2 separate regions of the Homo sapiens genome follow, and region 1 is linked to region 2. A link is an interaction called in ENCODE POLR2A ChIA-PET data of the cell type or tissue named here. Cell type or tissue: K562. All regions are shown on one strand. Each heading gives the region's core, and the rest is flanking DNA. Links, peaks and the distances in the headings are about the cores only. Region 1 overlaps LOC107985448 (a long non-coding RNA gene). Region 2 has its middle 110 kb from the start of LINC01734.

What was found. Peaks named below come from ENCODE experiments on the same cell type or tissue, not always from the same donor. Only the 100,000 strongest peaks of a DNase experiment are listed, where the experiment ranks them.
Region 1: POLR2A ChIA-PET joins it to region 2 with 5 read pairs; 3 of 35 experiments call an interaction of 5 or more read pairs at or near these places.

The regions. Positions count from the first base shown.
Region 1 is chr20:39,163,167-39,171,162 of GRCh38, reverse strand. The region is part of intron 2 of LOC107985448 (a long non-coding RNA gene); the gene reads right to left. Among named protein-coding and RNA genes, the nearest start is that of LINC01734, 58 kb to the left of the region's middle. In K562, for the core only: no CTCF peak of the experiment used is centred there; no DNase peak of the experiment used is centred there.
Region 2 is chr20:39,113,156-39,121,151 of GRCh38, reverse strand. No RefSeq gene overlaps it. Among named protein-coding and RNA genes, the nearest start is that of LINC01734, 110 kb to the left of the region's middle. In K562, for the core only: no CTCF peak of the experiment used is centred there; a DNase peak (open chromatin) is centred at 4,931.

The DNA.
Region 1 (7,996 bases), core at 1,574-6,573, 50 kb before region 2:
ATGCACCATGTGTACATACATGCACCATGTGCATATACATGAGCTGCCACCTTAGACAGCTCATGCCCACTTGCAATGATGTCATAAACACACATACTGAGACTGTGCCACAGGCAGCATCAACTCATGCAATATCCATAAATGCTTCACATGTTCACATGATTTATGGTCATCCATATGTGTATACATTTTGCTCAACCATATGAAATTGCTCTTTTATTGGCAATTTCATTTGGCTCAAACTAATGTACATACAATTATATAAAATCACAGCTATTTCATGAATGTACATACAACCACACGTACACACACAGCTCATACTCACGACATACACATACACACACACACAGAATGTATGCATGCACCATGTACAACTTGCTTCTCATCCCCCATCTATTGCCTGACCCAGGCGCAGGCTCCGTGGTAGTGAGTTCCATCACTGTCATTGTCAAGGCTGCTATTAAAGCTCAGCTCCAACCATCCAAGAAATCAGTCACTGGGGCTTGGCCTCTGTGGCCCTGGCCTCAACCCGCAGCTGTGCTCAATGTCTCTCCCTACCCTGCCCCATCCAGTTAGCCTTGTCTTTAACCCTAAATACCCCTTTCTTTGCTCCCTGTGTTAGTCCGTTCTCACGCTGCTGTAAGAAACTACCCGCGACTGGGTAATTTATAAAGGAAAGAGATTTAATTCACTCACAGTTCTGCAGGGCTGGGGAGCCCTCAGAAAACTTACAATCATGGTGGAAGGCACCTCTTCACAGGGCAGCAGGAGAGAGAAGAATGAGAACCAAATGAAAGGGGAAGCCCCTTATAGAACCATCAGATCTTGTGAAAACTTACTATCATGAGAATAGCATGGGGAAAATGCTCCCATGATTCAATTACCTCCCACCACGCCCCTCCCACCACACATGGAGATTATGGGAGCTACCATTCAACATGAGATTTAGGTGGGGACACAGCCAACCCACATCACTCCCCATCACTCTTGCACAGCCTGAAAGGCTCCTACCAGCTGAAAGGCTGCCTAGAAGTTGTGGAGCCTCACTCTCTTAGACACTCCAGCCCTATCCTAAAACTCTACACAAACATGCAGACTAGAGGGTGGAAGGATGACCATCAAAGACAGAGAGAGAAGGCCCCTGGGGCTCAGGGCTGCCAAAGGTGAAGATATTTATTGAGCTCCAATTCTGTCAGGTCCTGTACTAGGCACTAAGGATGTTGTAATGAACAAAAGCAGATAGAATCCCTGTTTATACAGTTCTCACATTCAAGGGCAGAGAGGGACAAATTTTTTTTTAAGTACAAATAAACATAAAATTCCAACTCTAAGAAGTGGTATGGAGGAGAGGTATATATGCCTCAGGTTCTTCATCTGTACAATGGGATAATAATAGTACCGACCTCATAGGATCGATGTGAGGATTAAATGAAATAACATGTGTAAAGTTCTTATAATGGGCCTTGATACACAGTAAGTGCTATATATTGTTAGCTCTTTTATTATAGCTAGATTATTCTATATGGAGGGAATTAAGTTAATCAGAGTGATTAATAAAGGCTTCCCCATGAAAGTTACAGCTCAGCTGATACCTGAGGATGAGTAGGAATCAAGGAGATGAAGAAGAGAGGGCATGTCATGTGCAAAGTCCCTGTAGCAGGAGACATTAACTGACAGATGCTCACATGGTTTCAGTGCAAACGGTGAGGAGGTGGTCATTCAGCATGAGACTGGGTGGGCTGACAGGCAGCAGACTGTGCAGGGCATTGAAAGCCATAGCAAGAAGTCAACATTTGTAGAACATAAATGCAATAGGAGGCCTTTGCAGAGTTATAGACAGAGAATAATATGGTTTGCATTTGCATTTTGAAAGACCACTCCTGCTGAAATGCAGAGAATAGATTGAAAGAAGACTACATCAGTCACCAATGGGACACCTTATAGGACAATCCAAGCTGTGTGATGCAAGTGGGCCATTGTTAAAAATTCACTGACATGAGTTAATCCCAGGATGGGATTAATTCACTGACATGAGTTAATCCCAGGATGGGATTAACTCACTGGCAGGGGGACTTTCTCAGTGTAGAGGAGCACAGCAAGGCTGCATCTGTAACCACTGGGGAATGAAGCCCAGGATGGGAGCATATAAGGAGAGGTGACTTTCGGTCCATCACATAGGCAGCAAAGTCATAACTGCAAGACTTGAGTATATTTGGAGCAGGATTCAAGAAGCAGGTGGAAATGAAAGTCCCGGGTTCTCATTCTTGGGGAAAGAATTACTGAAAAGAACAGATAAGGTGAAGCAGATGGCAGGTCACCAGCCACAGAATCAGGAAAACATGACAGAAACCTGCATCATCCAATATTCCCCTGAGGATAACAAGTAACTTTCATCTCACGTGCATGCTCTAGTTGGTTGGGAGAGGCTGCCTGTAGTTCTATGTTGAGAAAAATTCTGAAGTCAAGTCTAGGGTTAGTAAGAGTGTTGTGATTTATTAACATGCCTATCTTGGGCACAGAAGGTAGGAACTAGTGGGACATGTATCATGGGTTTACCACCCCTGAACTATGAATGTATTCATCCAAGCTCTTGTGGTTGTGAGTGACAGAAACCCAATTCAAAATAGCTTAAGCAAAAAATTAAAAAAGAAACATACTGGCTCATATAACTGGGAAGTCTAAGTCTGAGATACAGCAGAATCCAAGTGATGCTGCTGTCAGAACTTAATCAAGCCCTCTCAGTCTCTTGACTTTGCTCTTCTTGATTGTGTCCTTAGGTAGGTTACCCCCTCTTAGGGGTGACCAAGCCAGCCTGTCTGTCCTTAAGGCTATATTCCAAATGAGTCAATGTCATTTTTCATAATACGTCAAGCAAAAGTCCCAGCAAAGGCTCTGATTGGCCTGGCGGGGTTATATGCCCACCCATGGGTGGCAGGGGTATAAGCTTCCTAAAAGCCGTATTTGGAAAGTTCAGTTTCCTGACCAAGATGTTTATAGACAAAGGACTTGGTAGTTCCTAAAATAATCAAAGCTGGACAGACAGAAAGAAAAGGTATGTCCATACAGGGCTTATGTGGCCATGAGGCTAATTCCAGGTTCACCCACTGAACGTGCCCACAGGTTCCTTCCTTTGGTGCCTGTGCAGCTAATGGAAGCTTTGCAGATCTCAGGCTGATGGAGACAGCGACTGTCACGAAGGCTTAATGGGCATCATAGTCAAAGGAGGATATACAGCTAAGAAGCTAATAGAGACTGAAAGCCAGAAAACAGAATCCTAGCATGTCACCAAACCAAGGGCATCAGAAGCAGATATGGTAAGGGCAGCTTGGAATAAGAACAGGGAGAGAGGAAAGCAGAAGCCAGTGGGTTAGGGAGGAGGTAGGTGGGCAGTTTTGGTGACCTCCTGGGAGAGGCCTTGCTCTCTGTTTATCTACTGCAGTCTCCGAGGCATTATTCCATCAGTCCGCCCATCTTCCAGGATCTTCAGCCTCTCCCACAACATTGGCTCCTTCCTCTCAAAATACAAAACAGACTCAAGTCCCATCATACTCAAAAAAAAAAAAAAAAAAAAAAAAAAGCCCTTCCCCAATTCTGCATTTTCTTTAATCTACAGTAGCATTTCCTGAGGTATGTGAAGTGTGTTCTACAGCAGCACTATTCCTGGTGTGTGATCCACAGATACTTGCTGTTCACAAACTGGCTCCTGACGTGTAACAAGAAACGAAATTGAGAGCAGCTGTTTAGGAACCATAATAACAATTTGACAGAGTAACTATATGTCTGTTGAATCTAATAATAAAAAGTAGGCCTGTATTTTGTGTATTTTTTTCATTTTTTCAGTAACTCATTTTTGTTGTATTTTACAAAAGTATCAGTCTGCATGCAACAGGTTGAAAATTTAAAACATACACACATGTGCACTGATCTTAACACAGATGGTTTGAGAAATACTGTTTTACAAAATTAGTGTTCTGTGATATATTCAATGTAAAAATAAAATAAGAATGGGTTAATTAAGTATGGGAATGAAAGTCGGTACAAAAGAAGGCATTTTTAAGTTTCATAATCCAAAATAAGTGGTATATTCCTCCCTGAGGCTGAAAAAGCACATCAATTTATGAAAGGCATTCTCTGCAGCCATATCTTGGAACTCTAAGGTTTGAAAGAGCTTTTAGGCTGCAAGACCAATATCCACCAGCTTATTTTCCCAGCATAATTCCTGGCATTTAATATTCAATAATTATTAGTTTGAATAAACTCGTTATCCGGATTGGTTCCTGTTCCAGTTATTCATTTCTGTATAACCAAACACCTCAAAACTTAGTAGTTCAGCATAGCAATTTATCACTCCCTCTCATTTTTCTATGGATTGACTGGGCTCAGCTGGGCAGTTCTCACTTGGGGTTTCTCATGCAGTTGCAGTTACATGGTGGCTGGGACTATGGTCATCTGAAAGGTCAACTCAGCTGGACATCCAAGACGACCTCTTCACTCACGTTTGGCACCTCAGTTGCAATGGCTAGAAAAGATGAGAACTGGCCAAGCATCCCTCTCTACATGGTCTCTCCAGGTGGTTAGCTTGTTCTTCCTCATAGCATGGCAGTCTCAGGGTAATTGAACATCTTATATATTATTTGGCTTTCCCCAGAGCAAGTTCAAAAAAAAAAAAAAAAAAGCAAGTAGAAGAATCCAGTTCTCTTAAAGGCCAGCAAGGCGCAGAACTGGCACAGCACCAATGGAAGCTTTGCAGGGCTCAGGCTAGTGGAGACAGTGACTCTCACCAAGGCTTCAGGGGCACCATAGTTAAAGGAGGATATAGAGCTGAGACACTAATAGAAAGATACTGAAGGCCAGAAAACAGAATCCTAGCATGTCACCAAACCAAGGGGATCAGAAGCAGATATGGCAAGGGCAGCTTGGAATAAGAACAGGGAGAGAGAAGAGCAGAGGCCAGTGGCCAACATATTCCATTGGTTGAAGTAAACATGAGGCCAGCCACTCCATCTCTCAGTGGGAGAATAACAATTTGCAGTTATCGTTGTCCAATACTGTCTCTCTGGCAATACTGCAACCCCTAAGTGATAGATATCAAGAAGAACAATCTTTAATATTATTTTTCATTATAATAATTCTCACCATCACTTACTAGGCCCTGACTTGCTATGCTCAGCACTTCATATCTATTATTCCATTAAATTCTCACAACAATTATTTTTATTTTATAGAAAATGAAGCTGAGGTTCAGAGACTTACTCAAGGTTATACAGAGAGTAAGTGACAGGAATAGGACACAAAACCAAGGCTACAGTCTTGTAGCCTTTTGAGCTTTAGAGCTCACAGTCTTGACTACTGACTTGTCCATTGACCCAACACCTCTGATTCATCTCAATTATCACCCCAAATATTGTTTGGTTTGCCCTTGATTCACCTCCAGAAGATTCACCTGGCCTGCCTAGCTTTCCATCAAGCAGCAAACCTGCCAACAGCTCCTCCCCACATTTCTTTTTTTTTAAATAATGCCCTGTCCATCAGCAATGAGTTAGGAATGACCTCGTAGCTCAAGAACTGCAAGTCATATTTCTGCGGGGACCTATGAGGGGCTGCCAAAGTGCCTCTCAGGCCTGGCCAGAGTGAGCAGGTAATTAGATTGAATCCACTCTTTGGCTCAGTTTCTTTTCCAAGCAAATCGGCCGTTAAGCAATCCATTCTTCAGGCACTCATACATCACCTGAGAACACCAGGCCATGATGGATGAGCTGGGCCATCAGCAAGGCCCACGATGGATGGCTGTCATTCATCACTGTGAGGAGCCAAAGGAGTCATGAGTTACTCTGGCTGTGGCACCTTCCAGCCCCTTTGGGGCCAGAGCCAGGAGGACAGAGGCTGGGAGTGGGGGTGTAGAGCTGGGAAGACTTCTCTGGGAGATGTGTCAGCAACCATAGGAACATTCTGTCTGAGCCACTCCAAAGTAACGAAATGTTTAATGCGGTTTGTTGCTGGAACAAGGAGCTCATAAGAAAAGGAGAATGTAATAGATAAGATCACGGACTTTGGAAATTGTACTTGCCTGATACGTGTCTTTGTTCTGCCTTTTCCTTGTTGTGTAAGCTTGAGCAAAGGATTTACCTCTCAGAAACTCAGCTTCCTCATCTCATTCCAGGTGCTCCTTCACATTTCTTAACCCCTCATAGTTAGTTAGGCTGGGCCATGTGACAAGTTCTGGTTAATGAAACACGTGTGCAAGTAACAGCTGTCACATCTGAATGACACACTAAAAAGTTCCCAGAAGGCTCTCCAACCTCTCTCTTCCCCTGCCACAATAACCAAGAGGTCTCATGCTAAGATATCAGAGCTGCAGAATAAAAATAGCCTGGATGGCTGATCATCTGGAAGGTGACTGCGCTGGAGGGCTGCACAGACCCACAGCTGACATTGAGTCAGCAAGAGATAAACCTTTGTTAGGCTAAGCCATTCAGTTCATTGTTTGTTATGGCAGCATACACTACATGTGTTTGGCTGTTTTGGCATTGCTATAAAGAAATACCTGAGACTGGACAATTTATAAAGAAAAGAGGTTTAATTGGCTCACAGTTCTACAGGCTTTACAGGAACCATGGTGTTAGCTTCTGGGGAGACATGAGGAAGCTTATAATCATGGCAGAAAGCAAAGGAGCAGCAGCCACATCACATGGCAAAAGCCAAAGCAAGAGAAAGAGGTGCAAGGGTGTAGGTATCACACACTTTTAAACGACCAGATCTCGTATGAGCTCAGAGCAAGAGCTCATTTATCACGAAAGGGATGACCCAAACTATTCATGAGGGATCCATACCCATGATCCAAACATCTCTCACCAGGCCCCATCTCCAATGTTGGGGATTACCATTCAACATTAGATTTGGTGGGGACACATATTCAAACTATATCACTAGCCTACTCTGGCAAATACTCCATATCAGGGATTGGCAAACAGCCAGATAATACATATTCTAGGCTTTGTGGGCCAGATGCTCTGTTTCATAATCTTCTTCATTTTGTTTACAACTGTTTTAAAATGAGAAAAAGCATTGTTAGCTTGCAGACCTTACAAAATAAGCCACAGGCTGGATTTGGTCTACAGGTTGTAGATTGTGAACCCCAGCCTAAATCATAAGATTGTTGTGAAAATTAAATGAGATGATGAACACATGCATTTTTTAAATGTTAGCTGCTACTAACTTTAACAGTGGTAATGGTTATTATAAACAGTAATATTTACAACTATGCCAGGAACTCCTGTAGGCATTGGTGATTTTGCAATGAACAAATCATTATGAAACTTATATTGGGGAGGGGGTGGTTATCGTTGTTGTTATGGTGACATCAGTCGTGGCGACGATAGCAAAGGTTATAGGATATTGTAAAAGTTTAATCCAATTCATGGGGCCTAAATCCTTCCTTCTGTTATGATTTGGGACAACTGTCATGGCTGGAGCCTGAAAGAAGCATCCTCTCTGCCCAAGTCCCATGGTTTCCAAGGACAAAATCATCTGGCCATTCCATGTAGCCCTTGTACCATAATAATGATCATAATATTTGACCAGCCCAAGTTCTCACTGAACCATGTCCAATGTTAATGTCCTCCCTGCCACATGCAACCCCAAAACAGTGCTCCAAAAGGTCCCTTTAGCTGCAGAGTGGTTAAAGCTGCCTTGCTCACCCATGTGTAGATCCCTGGTCTGGAAGACGTGCATGCCCAAGATTTGCTGGGGTAAAGATAAAGCCCTCCCTAATGTGTATGGCTTTGAGATGTAGCTTCCGAGTTTCTGTAGTAATTTACAACCTATATTTATTGAGAGCCTGTTATATGTTGGAAACTATCCTATATAATTTATTGACTCATTTGGCATTAACCCAAATGAGACTGAGGGTCAGAGAGGTGATAAACCTCGCCCAACACTACTGTTGAGTGTGGCCAAGGCATAAAAGTGATGATCTTGCTGACTCCAAAATCATTGT
Region 2 (7,996 bases), core at 1,833-6,832:
GGGCAGGATGATGCTTGCGCCTCACACTAAGCATTAAAGGGTAGCTGCCCTGAGTCATGGAGCTTTGCCCCAAGTGTGGATTTGCAGGTCCTGTTGGAGCCTGAGAGCAAAAGGCACAGGTTTGATGGGAAAAGGAGGAAGAACCAGACATGGAGCTCAACCCACAACTCAAGGAGCCCTGTCTTAGGTGGGGGCCCCAGTAGGAGGCTGAGTGTGGGCACAGGACACTCTGGGACTGGAACAAGTCTTGAAATGCATAGCACAGGGACCACAAGTTAATGAGGCAAGGCCAGGCTACACCCCCACCATTCTAACCACAACCCATCCCAGCACTCATAGGATGTGGCAAACACACGTGAATCGTCCATCCAGAAAATCCCTGCCTCCAGAAATTCCAGCTCCTTTATTGCCATGTTCATTTCACATCTGTAAAGTAGAAATATTAAAATCCAGTCCTAGAAGGAATTGAGAACACATTCATATCAATAGCACAGTGCCAAGCACAGCCCACCGCTGATGGATGCCACCTTCCTGAATGGCGACGAGATGCCCAACATGCTACCAGCACTCTTCCCAGCCTCTTCTCTCAGCTCCCACCACCCAAAACCCCATGTTCTCTCTTACCTCTGGCCTCTGTTCATGCTTTCCTCTGTTGGCAATCTCTCCCCACACCTTTGCCAAAATTTCTGAACTCACTATTTAGGTCTTGGTATAGACATTGCCTACTCCAGGAAGCCTTCCCTGATCCTACTTCCCACCAAAGCCAAGCACTTACTTCTGTCACAGTATTGTCACGCTACATTGTCATTGCCTATTTATCTGTTCATCTGTTTATGTTTCTCTTTTCCACTAGACAACAGACTGGCAAACTTTTTCTACAACAAGCCAATAGTAAATAGTTTAGGCAGTACGGGCCATAGAGTCTCTGTCACAACTACTCAGTGCTGCCATCATAGTGTTAAAATAGCTATAGACAATATGTAAACAAATGAGCATGGCTGCATTCCAATAAAACTTTATTTACAAAAACAGATGGTGGGTCATATTTGGCCCACAGGAAATAGTTTACCCAACTTTGCACTAAGAGGAAGAGCTTTGCAAAGCAGAAAATGTTTCCTATTCAACCATCCCTTACATAGTACCTAGCACAGAGAAGGTACTTGATACTTAATGAACAAAGGAACAGTGTTAAAAAGGTTGTTTGCAAACCCTGTCATGGCCTGATAGGAATAAATGAACCCATCACATTCCTGAAGTATAGAAGGGCTGCCTAAGCATTATGCCTTAGCCTGAATATGGCTGGGACCACTGCATGTGCTAGAGAGTGTGCTGAGCCTGGAGTGTGCCCAGGGTACAGGCCACATCTCCAAGCAGGACACCCTTCCCTGTTCCTCAATCTTGCCTCTCCCTACCTGTCCAGATCCCTGCCATTCCTGATAGGTGGGCACCAATATTGCTTCCCCTGGTACAATTGCTTCTCTTGGACACCGCTTCTGCCACCACTGAGTATGCCACCTCCTACCCGCTGCCAGCCACAGTCACTGCAGATGTCTAGGGCCACAGGGGTTCAAAGCCCCAAGGTGAAGAATTGTGATTTGGGGGGAAAAAAAAAACCCTCTTCCATGTTTAATTCCCCCAGAAGGGACTCATAGCAATGGTGCTTAGGCCCCAACATCTCGCAATGTTTTATTGGAATAATCAACTCTCCCCAGGGACCAGTCATGAGTCAATGGTGGGGATAGGGGTCATACAGGGAAAAAAAACAGAGACTTCCATCATGGAGTACTCAGAAATGCCCCTCTCTTCAAGGACTGGGATTGTGTTATTTGGATAAGCTCCTTGGCCCAGTTCTCTATTACCCCAAAGGAGCTCACTCTCCTAAGAATCCTCAGTTCCTCATTTCAATAGCCCCTGCTGATTCAGCCCAGCCATCTTTCAGACATTCCTAGATAAATACAAAACTTCACTTGCACACAACATAGGTTTAACCTCAATACCTCAACCTCCAACCCCCTCTGGGTAAATATGGTAGATTCTGTTTTCAGTCTCAATTCTTACTCCACCATACTAAGATTATACATCTCAACTTTTGCCACGTAACTTGCAGTGCTTGCACTGCTCTCCCACTGGGAGAGAAGCTTATGTCTCTACCCCCATGGATGTTTTGCTTGGCCACGTGACTCACACTGGCTGATAGGATGATAGTACGCATGACCAGGCAGAAGCCTCATGTGGGCACAGATGGTTTACTTGCCCTCTGAGCTCCTCCTATTCTCCATGGGAAGCTCATGCTCTGGAGAGCCACTGCTCCAAGGAGAACAAAGCTCTGTGGAACAGATCTGAATCCCACATCCTCCCTGGAGTCCAGCCTGGCCCAGCCAAAATCCCCTGAACCCCAGCCAACCCACAGACCCATAAGAAAGAAAAATAAATGCTTGTTGTTTACCACTGACTTTGAGGTGTTTTGTTATGCAGCATTACAGTAGCAGTGACTAAAATAACGAAGTAGGAAACTTGCTCCAAACCTTCCCAGTGGGCTTCCAGGGACTGATTTACCAGGTTAATAAAATGCTTGGAGGTACCTACTTCCCTTTACTTCCCTGGCAACAGTTCCAACCATTTGGATCTGGCTGTACTCTCCATTAGTCCAGTTACTGGGAAAGCTCTGAGCTTTAGAAGTCTTTCACTTTCAGTTGGTTTTTACTTTCTGAACATCTAAGCAGGCTATGGAGCTCCGTGGAGGCTCCCCTGTTCACTGTGGGCTTTGAGGAGGAGTCTGGCTTGGCATCTTCTAAAGGTGATGGAAAAGTTAATTGTATAATGGCACTCATTAATAGACAGGGCTAGACAGTCAGAGCTGTCCTTGAGTCAACTGCTTATGGCAAATGAATGGAGAATTGAAGCTCTTGCCTCCATGATTCGTGACTGAAAGAACAATTTATTCAGAAATATCCACTGATTTTAGAAGGAAAAAATTCTCATTTGAAATTATCAGGCATTAGCCTTGATTCCACAATTCCCAGCATAGTCTAGTTTTGCAGGTGTGAACCACAGCCTTTGAAACTCATGAATTGGGTGAGCCCATTGGAGCAAATCTCAAATGCAAATTCCTTCTGTCTGACATGAAAGCTTGTTGAAAAGTTGTTATGCTAGATTTTGCAAAAAAAAAAAAAATTGGTTGTAATTATTCACTTCTCATATCCACATCCCTTTGCAATTTGCCTTTGCAGACCCTCCTATCAAGAGACAGAGATTTCCCCACACTTTAAATCTGGGCTGGCCTGGTGATTTGCTTTGACCAGTGGAATTCAGAGGAAGTAATGTTGTGCCACTTCCACTGAATGCTTTAGTTTGTTCTCTTGGAACTCTGCCCAGCCTTCATGTGAGCAAGCCTGGCTTTCTGGTGAGAGATGGCATGAAGCACCAATGAGTCATCCCAGCTGAAGTCTTCCTAGACAAGTCAACACAAAGCTTGCCCTAGACACATGGGTAAGTCTGGCCAAGACCAGAAGAGCCACTCAGCTGAGCTCAGTCCATATTCCTAACTCAAGAGAATCATGACCTGAGTAAATAGTGGTTGTTTTAAGCCTCTGATTTTAAAGTAGTTTTTATGGAGCAAAACTGATACAATTGTCATTACTAAGAATGCATTAGGACTACCTCACACCCATCAGGATGTCTACTAGCAAAAAAAAAAAAAAAAAAAAAAAAGGCATTAGTGAGGATGTGGAGAAATTAGAACCCTCATACACTGTTGGTGGGAATGTAAAATATGTAAAATGGCATAGTCACTGTGGAAAACAGTATGGCAGTTCCTCAAAAAATTAAAACTAGAATTACCACATGATCTAGCAATCCCATTTCTGGATATACAGCCGAAGTAATTTCAATCAGTATGCCAAAGAGATATCTGCACACCCATGTTCACTGCAGCATTATTGACAATAGCTATCACACAGAAGCAATCCAAGTGTTTATCAATGGATAAACAAAATATGGTATATACATACAATGGAACATTATTTAGCCTTAAAAAAGAAGGAAATTCTGATACATGTTACAACATGGACAAACCTTGGGGACATTATGTTAAGTGAGATAAGCCAGTCACCAAAGGACAAATATTATATGATTCCACTTATATGAGTTGCTTAGAATGGTCAAATTTACACAGATAGAAACTAGAATGGTAGTAACCAGGGGCTGGAGAGAGGAGGGTAGGCAGGGGATGGGAGTTATTGTTTAATGGGTACAGAGCTTTAGTTTTGTAAGATGAAATGAATTTTGGAGATGGATGAGGATTTGGTGATGATTTGCATAACAGTATGAATAAACTTAATACCACTGAAATATACTTAAAAGTGGTTAAGATGATAAATGTTGTGTGTGTATTCTACCATAATTTTTAAAAGATAAATGCATTCAGGTGGTGTTGGGAACTTTCTGGGAGTGAATAGTGTTCAGAGAATCCTCAGCCAATCTGTGAAAAGGCATGAACTGCAGGGGAGGAGAAAGGAGGCACAAACACCACTGTGAAATGCCAGCGGGATGGCGGGTGGTTCAGACAGGGCTCAGAGTAGAGGGACTGTGATGTTAATGTTGGATGCTGAATTCATCAGGATTCTTTGGTTGCAAGTGACAGAAAACTAACTCAAACTAGCCTAAAGTAAAAAATGAAAACTATTTTCTGCCACAGCTGACAGCAATACATGCTCAGGCACCTCATAGAACTGAAGAAGGACCTGCCAACAAGACTGGGTCACCAGCTTCCTCTTCTTTGTTCTCTCCTAGAGCTCTGGCTGTGAGCAACCCCTCACCTCCTTCCAGATCAGTGACCCCAGAGGCAAGTCAGCTTCTCCAGCTCCTAACTGGAAATCCTGGGGAGGCATCTGATTGGTCTGACTTAGACCCCGTGTCTACTCCCAGACTAATCACGGTCTAGGGCAATGGAGGATTCTGATTGGCCAGACCTGGATCAAGTGATCCTGTGGCCAGGGTGGGAGTGAGATTTGCTTCAGAGAAGCAGATGAGGATGCTTGCTGGGCAAACATACACAGTGACTACAGTCCATAATGGATGCTATTATATTAGTGAGGGTCATTTAGGAACATCATCCCCCATGCTAAGGAAGGGCCGTATACCTATCCTCAGTACAGCAGAAAGGTAAAGAGCTCAAGCCATGGAGAATATTAGGCATCACGACTAGCAGTGTGAATTTGGACGAGACTTTCACCTTTCAAAGCTTTCGTTTCCCCATTTACAAATTGAACTATTACATGGCTGATGCAAAGGTGAAAGATGAGAATGTTTATAAATTGTTTCCCACTGTGTCTTGTACCTTACAAGCATCAAAAAATAAATTCCTAACAATAGCAGTAATAAAAATGACTATGAATATTGCCTACAACCTGTTTTCTTTGCTGTCTGTCCCATGGGACACCAGGAGGCAGATCTCTATGGCTTTCATTCATTCTTTCAAGCCCCATCTGAGCACTTCTGTATGCAGCCAAACCCCAGAGTGTAGCTGGGTGTTGGTTTTCACATGGTTAGTACCTGGGCCAGAACCAGAGTGAGGCCAGTGAGGGGCCTACAGTATAAAATTTCAGGAGGCTTCACTCTCAAGGCCGTGTAAGTGCAGTTCCAAGCACTTGCTGGCCTCACCCTAGTTCCAGCCTAGCCTACTGGGTTAGAATCATTTGGGGCTCTCGTTAAAAGTACATTCTTGGGTGAAATCCAGATCTAGGAAATCTGAATGTTCATAGGTGGGCCTGGGACTTTGAGAAGGTCTCATTCCCAGGGATTCTTCTGTTGTCCATGCTGGGCTGGCGACTAGCTTTTAAGGACAGGGCTGTCCAGTGTACTAATGCAGTGGTTTTCAAAGCACGTCTACAAAGTAAGAGGATTTCTGCAGAAACGCCTCTGGGTACCATGGCAGGGAGTGCTTAGGGGGCAAGTGAGAGGCACCCTGCACTGACCACTTCAACTGTGTTTAAACTTCATATATACTACACTTTCACTGAAATAAGATGTCACTTGATAAAACAGTTCCATTGATTTAAAAGAAAGTTTGAAAACTTCTGGGCTAGAAGCGTTAGAGAACTTGAGGTGCCTTTTTTTTTTTTTAAATGAGATGGAGTCTTGCTCTGTTGCCCAGGCTGGAGTGCAGTGGCTTGATCACAGTTCACTACAATCTCTGCTTCCTGGGTTCAAGCAATTCTCCTGCCTCAGCCTCCTGAGTAGCTGGGATTGCAGGTGTGTGCCACCACACCCAGCTAATTTTTGTATTTTTAGTAGAGATGGGGTTTCACCATGTTGGCCAGGATGGTCTCCATCTCCTGACCTCGTGATCCACCCACCTCAGCCTCCCAAAGTGTTGGGATTACAGGCGTGAGCCACCACATCCAGCCGAGAGGCTCTTTAATATGCAAATGGCTGGCCTCTTCAAGCTGTTCCCTCACTCACCTGGACTCTCCTCTTCACTCTCACCTTTCTTTCTCTCCTTTACCCCTGGATAAACCCTGACTGGGATCTGGAGGGCTGCCCCTGCCCAGAAAGAACAAGGTGGAAGGAGAGGGGTAGCTGAGCCTCATGGCATCCATGCCAGCCCCCATGTGGCTAGAGCCAGATCCCCGCACGCTACCCTGCAGGACTGACCCCTGAGGCTGCCAGAGCTCAGCCTCCCCACTGCTGGCCTCACTCAAAGTTCTTTTCTGGGCTGGGTTGGGAGTTAGGGCAGGGAGAAATCTCAATTTGTTGCACCTTTACCTTCCCCTCCCACCCCAGAAAATCTAGGTCTGCCTGTTCCCATGGGGAGTTCTGCTTCCACCAACGCACTGAGTACAACAGGAGGACAAATTCTGGGGACCGGGGGGGTTCCATTCTGGGTCTGATGGGGCCCAATTCAGCCAGGGTCCTCCTGCGGGTCCCCTCTCCTCTGACTTAAAAAGCCAGGATGCTAACTCAACTTCACCATTCCACAATGTATACATATCATGTTGTACATGATAAATATATATAATTTTATCAATTTAAAAAAAATTAAGCTCAGGTTTATATGTGATTTTATAAATACACATAGTTGTCTCATATAATTAGAAAATTATCCAATTTTTTTGAATAAAAATATATTAAGATATGTTATTTCAATGCTTCTAGACTGTGACTAGGAAAATCATATATTCTTTCAAGCACACCATTCCTGATTTCAATGCTGCTTAATTGAAGCAGCATTAATGGAGAACTTAATTTCATTTCCACAACTCAGTTTAGCTGCCTTGGAGATAAATATCTAAGGGTTTTATGATGGAGGTTAGAGTTATTGTTGTGTTGTTTTGTTTTCTAGAAAATTAATGCCCAAAAAAGCAAAGAATCGCAGAGAAATGGCCCCTTCATGAATGATCAATGAGGAATGGATCAGGAGTTCCAGGCTGTCACAGGGATCCAGGCTGCAAACTCCAAAAAAGGAAACATCAGCTTTAGAAGTGCTCAGAAGCCACCCCGTAACCCCTGCCGGCCACAGCTTCTAACACTTAGATGGAATCCTTTTAGATACTAAAACAAAAATAGATTATATCTCAGAAAGAGACACGAAAATGATTTGACACTATGTGTATAATCTAATTCAAACCATAGACCCCCTAATCGACATTTAATTGATGCAATAATGTTTGTTCATGACGGTAAATAAACAAAATATATAAACAGAAACATCTTCTTTGATGTTTAATGACTGCTTAGCAGCTATTTGGGTCAGAGCTACTGAGTCCTAATAAACAAATGCTTAATAATCAATTGAAATGCATTTCTCTGGTTATTGCCTTATTAAATCAGATCCAACTTCAGCTGAGGAATATTCCTTCCAACAGGAAGAAAATGGTTGGAAATGAAAAAGGTTGTGATGGCAAGTCCCTGTGTACCCTGCAAGTGAAATGGACGAGTTTCTCTCTCCATCCCTGCAATCACCTGGAGCCCATGAGAAAGCCACACTCCAGCCTGC